2 separate regions of the Mus musculus genome follow, and region 1 is linked to region 2. A link is a loop called in an ENCODE intact Hi-C map of the cell type or tissue named here. Cell type or tissue: heart. All regions are shown on one strand. Each heading gives the region's core, and the rest is flanking DNA. Links, peaks and the distances in the headings are about the cores only. Region 1 overlaps Cox10 (heme A:farnesyltransferase cytochrome c oxidase assembly factor 10). Region 2 holds the start of Cox10 (heme A:farnesyltransferase cytochrome c oxidase assembly factor 10).

Region 1 (4,392 bases), core at 205-4,204, 77 kb before region 2:
CCAGTGTTCCCTGCCTCCTAACCCAGTATCTCATGCAGGAAGCTGAGTCCCTGCTAGTCTTGAGAGAAATGTTCAGAATCAACAGGCCCTGGGACTGTCCTGAAAGCACAGGGAGGGAGGTGCTGGTGGGGACATTGTGACACACTGCTCCAACTCAAACTGCAAGTGCTAATTTCTATACATTGAAGAAAAAGTCCACGCTCAGAAGAAACTATGAAGGTGCTAGGCAGATGGGTACCTCAATGCCACTTACAATGACTATAAGTTGTGTTAGGGAAAATATCCAACTAGGTAACAAGATATATCCTTTCTCCACCCCCTTCTCCCCGCCCCCCCCCCGCCCCCCTCCCCCACAGTGTGAGAGCAACATTCCTCCAAAGGCCCCGCAGAAAGACACACCCTGCAGTTCAGGGCTTGTTGCTCCATCCATCCCCTGGAAAGCTGTCAGTGTGTGTTTGTCATTCCCGTCCAGCTCACAGCTCCTAACAGCTCGATAGTATCTCCATCAATCTCCAACCAGATTAAAAGGGATATTTAAAAAAAATAAAAAGCTCAGAGAGGGGCTCTAGCAGGACCCACATATCATTTCTTCTTACAAATCAGTTAAGATGCCCAGGCAGCTGTCACTTTTCCCTTGTTACCCATGTCCTACTGGTCTACCTCCAATAAACAAACTACGACTCATTCTCATTGAGATTTTTTTTTCCCCATGAGGCATGTGAAATAGCAAATGCAGGCAGTCTGGCATCCATCAAAAGTGGTTTTCATGCATATGGAGACTGGGCAATGTTCTTTGAAGAGGTCACACAGGCCACCTCTCATGAAGGCTTTGTCCTCAAAAGAAAAAAATAAAAAAGGCTCAAAACATTAGTAACCTAGTCCTTATTAAAGTCAAGTGCTGCATCCTAGAGTAAAAGAAACCCCAGCCCTGCCTAGCTCCCAGAGCCTCTACCGTAAAGTGACCTTCTGTTCCTGCCAGGGGAATCTCAATTTGTAAACACTGCTTTCTCACAAAAGATGGAAGGAAAATGAAATATTTATAATACCTGCTCTGAGTAGTGAGGGAGGGTGATTTATTATTCTTATCTTCCCGATTTTTCAGTGTCTATAAAGACCATGCATTTTCTAGTTAGGGAAAAACCAAAAGTAAGGCCAAGCCAGGTGTGTCTCTGGTACACACCTTTAACTACAGCCTTGAAGAAGAAATCAGGGAGATGGCCTGTTAGAGCCTACCCTGACTGCATGACCAAACTGATACAACACCTAGATAGCCACTCTCTAAGTTAACTGAATAAAATAATTACTAAACTCATCCAAACAAAACCAGTATTAAGGGAACCCTAACCAATCATAATCTGTTCTTCCCACAGAGTCACATCGGAAGACAAAATGCTAATCTCAAATAGGTCACACACAGTCACTATCACATAACCAGAATACTCCATGGGCTCAGCCCTCCTAGTCACTAGCTACTTTTCTACCATCTCCCTCGACCTGCTGACCTCCTTCCTTTCACTTTGTATACAGCAGTCAGTGATCTTTCTAGGAGCTAAGCTGGCCATGTTCTTTTCCAGAATAAAGCATGGGCAGCAGCACCCAGGGAATGACGTGAACATTCCAACTTGGCGAGCAAAGCTCTCCTAGCCGTCCATGCTCCTGGACTCTTCTGCTGTCTACCCCTCTCTATACGGCCCTTTCTAAGCAATGCGCCAGTTCTTCGGAGGCAGGCTTTCAGCAGTGTACACGTCATGCTGCCCCTGTGGGGCCCTGCTAACTCACGTCAGGGCTGACTAGGCTCCTCTAGAGTCCATGTTTGGAGCCATGCCTGTACAGAAGCACTGTACTGTAAATGCTGCCGGGTGAGGTATCACCGTTCTCAGAACATGCTTGCCAAGGCCCACTAGGTCCTCACCACTCCTCACCACCAACCCCACTACCCCGCCATTCAGCTCCAGTGCCCCAGCCTCAGGCCATTCTCAAGCAACTGTTGCTTTTCTCCTTCCTCCACCTTCAATGTTGGTAACTAACTCTGTTACCGAGCACCGGCTCCCTCTAACAGGACACAAACTCCTTTTCCTACTCCCAACCAGGCACCAAGAGTAGCCTCTTCCCCTAATGCTTGGCTGGTGTCCTGCAGGAGCTGGAACTCCTGTCTCCTAGCTTCCAGGAAACTCAGTGCTCCAGTGCTCCTCTCAGCAGATTCAGCTTGTATCTCTCAGTGATGGATTCCTCTCCTGGACATCTGAACAAGCCCAGCGCTCCCCAGGCAACCCTTCCTCTTAGCTCCACACCCCTTCCAAGAGCATTATCTACTTCAACACAAGGTGAACTGGAGAGTGAGAGGATGAGTTGAGTTTTCAACGTCCATGCTTCCTCAATGTGGAGTCCAGAGTGAGTGGAGTCTTCTAAAACCTCTAAGAAGGCTCTAAGGAATCTCATTCAAACAGCTGCCAAAGGCTAGAATTCCCTCAGAATCTATTCTTAAAATAGTGAGTTCTAAAAGCTGTTCTGAAAAGTAAATAAATGCACCCAAAGTTACTGGCATCAGCAGATCCTGCAAAACCAAACAAAACCCCTCAACTTTAAAAGACTGGGAAAATGACCAATTAGTACTACTACAGTTGTGGCTCACTATAGACATAAATCTGGTTAATAAATAAAATCCTTGTAGAGCTCTCTATCTACAACTGAAACGCTATAGAGGCATCTTATGGAATGCAACAATATTAAAGAATACAAGATTGAAGATTAAACAACAGAACAACATCTTGACTCTCAATTGGCTCTCTAAAATGCAAAAGATTTAAATGTCATTGATAAATAAAGGAAAGCTATATCACAAGCTGTGCAATGAAATGCGCCAACCTGCACAGGGTCGAACGCTGCTGTAATACACATCTGGTCACAGTGGGTGGGGGTGGGGGTTAGAGAAATCATTAAGCAATCTGAGAACTCCCAAACAAAGACACTGTAAAATTCTGTACTATAAAGCAAAGGAAACACTTAATCCCTCAGGAGCTGCAGTATGTATTTCAACTGGGTTATCCCTTCCCGTGAAAGGACACAGCGATACACCAAAACCTGGGGTGACACTGGATCTCCACTGTGCACATGTGGCACAAAGCCAGTATGCCTCGCTCTCCTGGCACCTGTTGTCTAATCATCTGTGAGAGATTATTCCAGGCAGCAGAAGAGGAGGGGCAGAAGGAGGAAGGGGAGGGGCAGAAGGAGGGAAGAATGCAAGCCTTTCTTATCAGCAAACACAGTGCTACACACACTGACCTTTAAAATGGTAGTTATATTTGCTTTCTATGAACTGCCCCAAACATTACAGTGTATCTTTAAACTTTAGACCCCATGAACCTATAGAGGGAAATGACCTGGTTATTATGAGACATTGTATTCTTCATGCCCTTGAGATGCTGTCTTGGGGCAATCACAGCACATTTCAACCTCCACAAAACATCAATACTACAAAATGTGTTTTCTTGTGAATCTTAATACAAAACTATAATATAGCAAGCAGAAGCAAGAAACATTCCCTTGAAATAATAAATAACAACAGAATAACACTCACATTAAATGAGAAAAGTACGAAGCTATTTCTGCACATGTGGGTGGCAGAAGGCGGTCACTGATGGGGATATTCCTACCAGGTTTTAACAACTGTCCTGTGCCCTGTATTCTCCCTGTTCCACTTTCACTCTGCTGACTGAAACTGCCCTCACTGTAGCTGGTAAGCTGAGTATGTGTACAAGTAGACCGCCCATGTGTGAGAAGTGGGTAGCAGTTCCTACTGAAAGATGTGGGAAGGCTGGAAATTCCTACCGAAGGGTAAGCCGTTTGTCATGCAGGATGGGTAGGAATGCTGGGTAACTGCCCAGAACCCTCAGAATTTAAGCCTTTTATAGGCTTTTCTCTCAGAAGCCACAGAAAATCACTTATTGAGTACTGCTGTTCTAGAGAACACCACATATATTTCCCACCTCACCATGGGGCCTGAGGACAGCAACATGGCCAACCAACCCATGCAGGGGAAATCGGAATCAACACTAAATATCTCCAAGTCTCCTGCTAACAGAAAATGGAGAAAAAAAAATTTTTTTCCTGGTATGTGAATAAATACAAGATATTAGGTGTTGCTAAGAAAGATGAAGCCATGATAAGGACAAAGTTTGAAATCAGGACCAACAGCGGTGGCGCAGCCTTTGATCCCAGCACTCAAGAAGAAGGTGTATCTCTGAATTCTAGGTCAGCCTGGTCTACAAAGTGAGTTCCAGGACAGCCAGAGCTACACAGAAAAAGTATCTTTAAAAACTGAAAACAAAACAAAATCAAACAACCCCAAAGCAAAGCAAACAACAACAAAAACCAAGATAAAATTCACAATTA
Region 2 (4,392 bases), core at 191-4,190:
CGAACCCCCCCCCCCAAAAAAAAGAAGCTGAAATACCAAACAGAAAAGTAGAAAGAAAGGTTGCCCTGAGGAATCTGTATACAAAGAAGAAGCGTCCGTACAGACAGATAGTCCAGCACTGAGATGAGCCCTCTAAGAATGAGTACCGAGTGTCTGCATCGAGGAATACTCACAATCAGCGATTACAGAAAGTAACAAAGAAGTGAGTCAAGAAAGACTCACAACAGACACACACACACACACACACACACACACACGAAGAACCCCATAAACTTTTTATTTTAGAAAATGACAGTCATATGAAAAGAGGTGTCCAAGGAGGCTCTATCACTCAACGCACAGCTTTGACAATTACCAAGTACTGCCCAACTTTGTCTCTTCTACCCACCCTTCCACTTCCTGCCCTGGTTTATGAGCCAGAAGGTACCTTTGAGATCACCTAGCTCAGTTACCTTATTATAGACGCGTAAATGTTTCATTAAAGAAAGTCAAATGATCTGCACTGGGATCATACAAACGCACGGGAGAAAAGAGCTCTACAGAAGCACAGTGATCACCACAGTCAGCCAGACACAGTGGGCAGTGTGTAAGTGACAGGGAGGCCTACAGGATGGTTCTGGGCTGTGAGAAGGTACACAATGGCTTCCACTATCTTGTCTGTACTATAGATCACTTTGCCACCATCCATGGATACTAGTCACAAAACCAACCTCCTCTTTAAAATTTCTACCAGCACAATCTCATTCATTCACAAATGACTGAGCATCACCAATGCACATAGGCATTGCTCTGGGCATGAGGGATACAGTGGTGAACCAGGGAGACAGACTATCTTTACTTTCACAAAGTGTTTCTCTTACTGGGAGGAACACACTAAATTGTTGCACATCTGTACTGCAGGTGTGAACAATTACACCGTGTGTTATTCATGATAAATTAATATGATATAAGAAAAGAAGGATAAAGACTCCTATTTTAGTTAGAGTGCTAAGGTTGGCCTCCCTGAAAAGGTAAAATATAGGAGCTTTTCAAGAGTTTGTGATAAACACACATCTGTCAAAAGTCCTTCTGATGGAAGGAGCCATACTGATGGTACAGCGCTGGCTCAATGGGATTCAGTTGGCAGTTATCATTATCATGGTGATTAAGGTAACACTTTAAGCTGGAAGACAGCTCCTTAACGGGGGGGGGGGGGGGGGGGAGGTGCGCTTCTTGTCATTAAAAGGCGGTGGCCAGGAACCGCGGCTCTCATGTGCCAGGCTTGTGGAGCCCCATGGTTTATCCTGTCCCTCCATCTTGCACTGTCTGAAACTCCAAAGAGCACGGGATATCAAGCCTTAGGGACCACCTGGCCTACGGTGCAAAGCTGGTCCACAATACTTGGCCTCGTCCCTTCAGGTGACCCTAAAGGTCACCTCCCTGCCAAGTGACAAGCCAAGGGCTTCCAAGGTTGCAGGCGGCCGGCAACACGGTACCGCACATGGCAAAAAAGAAAACAATTCGTCCACGATCATTCCCAACCGGGTACAATACCTGTGAGGAGGCGCGAGGAAATGGTGTGCGGGGACGCGGCCATAACGTACTGGTGCAGCAGTCCCCAGGACCCCAGGACGCCTCTCACCTCACCGGCTCCTGGGCGCCGCCATCTTGCTAGCCCGCCCTCTGAGTGAGGCGGGACTTCCTCTTGTCACTTCCGGCTCCCAGCGCTCTCTGAAAGCTAGGCTAGCGGAGCTTATAAAGATCGGATGGTAGAGCTTTCGCTTTCCCCTCAGACGCTCCAGATGTAGACTAGGTGAGCTCTCTGCCCGGGAGGGACAGATCGTCGGAGCCCGCGGGCGGAAGGCGAGTCGTGGCGGGGTTAGGGCTCTGGAGTCCGGCCCGGCCCGGCAGTCCCCTGAGCTTGAAAGAATTGAATGCCTCCTCAGTTGTCACCCAGGCTGATCTTGCGCAGGCTGTTGGCTTCTCGTGGAGTTTGGTAAGTAAAAAAACGAGGAAGAAAGAAACTCATTAAAAGAGCAAAACATGACTTACAAGGGCAGTTTGTGTTTGCTTTCAGCGATGAGGTGAGATCTCTGTGGTTCACCTCAGGTGCTGATCAGGGGCCACTGAGACAGGAGTTTGTGTAAGAGCACGCACTGTGTCTCTGCAGCAAGAACTGGTCATGGTGAGCGTCATCCCGATAGGGATAAGGTAGAAAGCGCTATGGAATGAGGTTAGCATTTCTGTGAAGTAGGCTAAAGAAAGGCTTTGAAGAGCCAACTTGCTGCTCAGTAGAAGGAACTGTGAGAGTTTTCCAGTTTACCAGGAAGACAGAGCAGAGAATGGGATTTTCTGAGGCCCATCACAGTTCATCACTGTGGACCTAGGATAATGGTTGTCCCCATCAAATTAATCTTAGACTAAGGAAGAAGAGGATGGATTTCTGGTGAATAACTGAAAAGTTAACAACTGTTCAATCCACTGTTTTTCGAGCACTTTGAAATGCTGTGTTAAGTGAAATATTACAAAGTACAAACCTTAAATCAACAAATGAAAAGCACAATTTGGGATCTAATCACACCAACAGTGAGTGCTGCTTAGGGGAGGCCTTCTGCTTTACAGCTATCTTGGTTAATTAGACCCACTGTTCCTGGAACTCTGATCATCATAAATAAGTTAGCCCTTTACAAACTAGATCTCAGATACCTAACTCAATGGTTACATGGTATGGAACCTGAGGGCTAGAGAGATTGCGTGATTCAAACTGTAGATTGTATAGCAGTCTACTGTACTTCCTATCTCTTTATAGTTGTCTCTTAAAATTTGTGTTATAAAACCAAAAAGTGATAGGACTGTACACCTATAAGATGGCTATAAACAAAATTAATCAATAGCAGGAGTTAACAAGTTAGTGAAGAAGTAGGAATCCTGATACATTGTTTATAGGAATATAAAATATTGTAGCCACTTTGGAAAAGCAGTTTAGGTGTTCCTCAATAAGTTAAACACAGCGCTACCTCCTGACCCAGCTGTGCCTTTCCCAGGTATATTCCCAAGACAAATGACAGCATTCATTCACTCATAATATCCCAAAGTGGATATAACTCAAGTTATACATCAACTGATATTCTGTGACATATCCACATACTGGCCTATTTGCCATGAAATGAAAATAAAGTGCAAATACATACTACAACCATGAAAACAATACTAAGTTGAAGAAATCAATCACAAAAGGCCATGTATTAGATAGTTTCCATGTGTATGAAAATTCCAGAATTCTTAAGTCATTAAAGAGAGGCAGTAGGTAAGTAATTACCTGGTGCTAGTGGGAGGAGTAGAGAGAAAAGAGGAATGTCGCTGGTGGGTACAGGGCTCATTTAGATAGAGAGAAAATGAAAATAGTCCTAAATTGATTGTGGGGTGGTTATACAACTTTCAATATACTTAAAACCTTAGTGTAGACAGTTGATACCAATTTTGTAGATGTAAAATTTTATGAAGATAGTTGTATATAAGTATCTTCATATATTTCATACATGAATACATTATGGAGATAATAGGTGTTATTTTCATAGAAATTGTCTAAAGACTGTCCAACTCTGTCTTAGTTAGAGGTTCCCTTGCTGTGAAGAAGTACCACGACCACAGCAACACTTACAAGGGAAAGCATTTAACGGAGGGTGGCTGACATACAGTTCAGAGGTTTAGTTCATATCATCATGGAGGGAAGCATAGTGCCATTCAGGCAGGCATGGTGCTGGAGAGCCGAGAGTTCTACATCAGCATGTGAAGGCAGCAGGAAAAGACTGGGCCTGGCTTGAGCACCTGAGACCTGAAAGCCCACCCCTTAGTGACACACTTCCTCCAACAAGGCCACACCTCCTAATAGGACCATTCCCTATGGGCCTATGTGGGTCTTTTTTTTTTTTTTTTTCAAACCACCACAGACTCCCTCAGTTTTCATTATTCATCATGCCAGCTTCTCACTGATTACAAGTTCCCCAGCCTCTGCTTCGTATTCCTTGGCATCAGCATACTTCCTCTCTGGGAAAAAAAAAATCTTACTTACAATAGGGATAAATAAAAAGAAATATTTTAATGGTCGTGAGTTGGGGTCCTTCCTTTGTTCCTTGCTACTGAGGGTTTAAATGAAGCAGGCACTTCTAAGCTCTACCTCCAGCCCCATGCTGATTCTTTGCATGATGAGAAAACTTCAAGAGGACTCAACTACTGCTAGGGAGTAACATCTTTAAACTGTGCTTCCAGCAGATGGGAAGCAGGGAGGAAGAGAAACTAGCCCCTTCTCCTTCTGCCACTCTTGCTACATTGTGGCCCTCATGGGCAGAGCCATGCTGAGCACCTGTAACAATGTGGTTGGCCCATCCCCAGCTCTAGGCACAGTTTGGCATG

What was found. A loop is a pair of places that touch in the nucleus more often than their neighbours do. Peaks named below come from ENCODE experiments on the same cell type or tissue, not always from the same donor. Only the 100,000 strongest peaks of a DNase experiment are listed, where the experiment ranks them.
Region 1: it touches region 2 in a loop (2.0-fold over the local background); 1 of 42 quality-filtered maps calls a loop at or near these places.

What each region holds. Positions count from the first base shown.
Region 1 is chr11:64,000,545-64,004,936 of GRCm38, forward strand. The region is part of intron 4 of Cox10 (heme A:farnesyltransferase cytochrome c oxidase assembly factor 10); the gene reads right to left. Among named protein-coding and RNA genes, the nearest start is that of Gm51866, 30 kb to the right of the region's middle. In heart, for the core only: no CTCF peak of the experiment used is centred there; no DNase peak of the experiment used is centred there; H3K27ac peaks cover 871 bases.
Region 2 is chr11:64,077,803-64,082,194 of GRCm38, forward strand. Cox10 (heme A:farnesyltransferase cytochrome c oxidase assembly factor 10) reads right to left here and starts at 1,670. Exons shown (of 7, transcript NM_178379.3): 1 at 1,534-1,670. The coding sequence starts at 1,576. It overlaps 2810001G20Rik (RIKEN cDNA 2810001G20 gene), which reads left to right and starts at 1,682. Exons shown (of 2, transcript NR_033780.1): 1 at 1,682-1,975. In heart, for the core only: no CTCF peak of the experiment used is centred there; a DNase peak (open chromatin) is centred at 1,699; H3K4me3 peaks cover 2,326 bases; H3K27ac peaks cover 1,370 bases.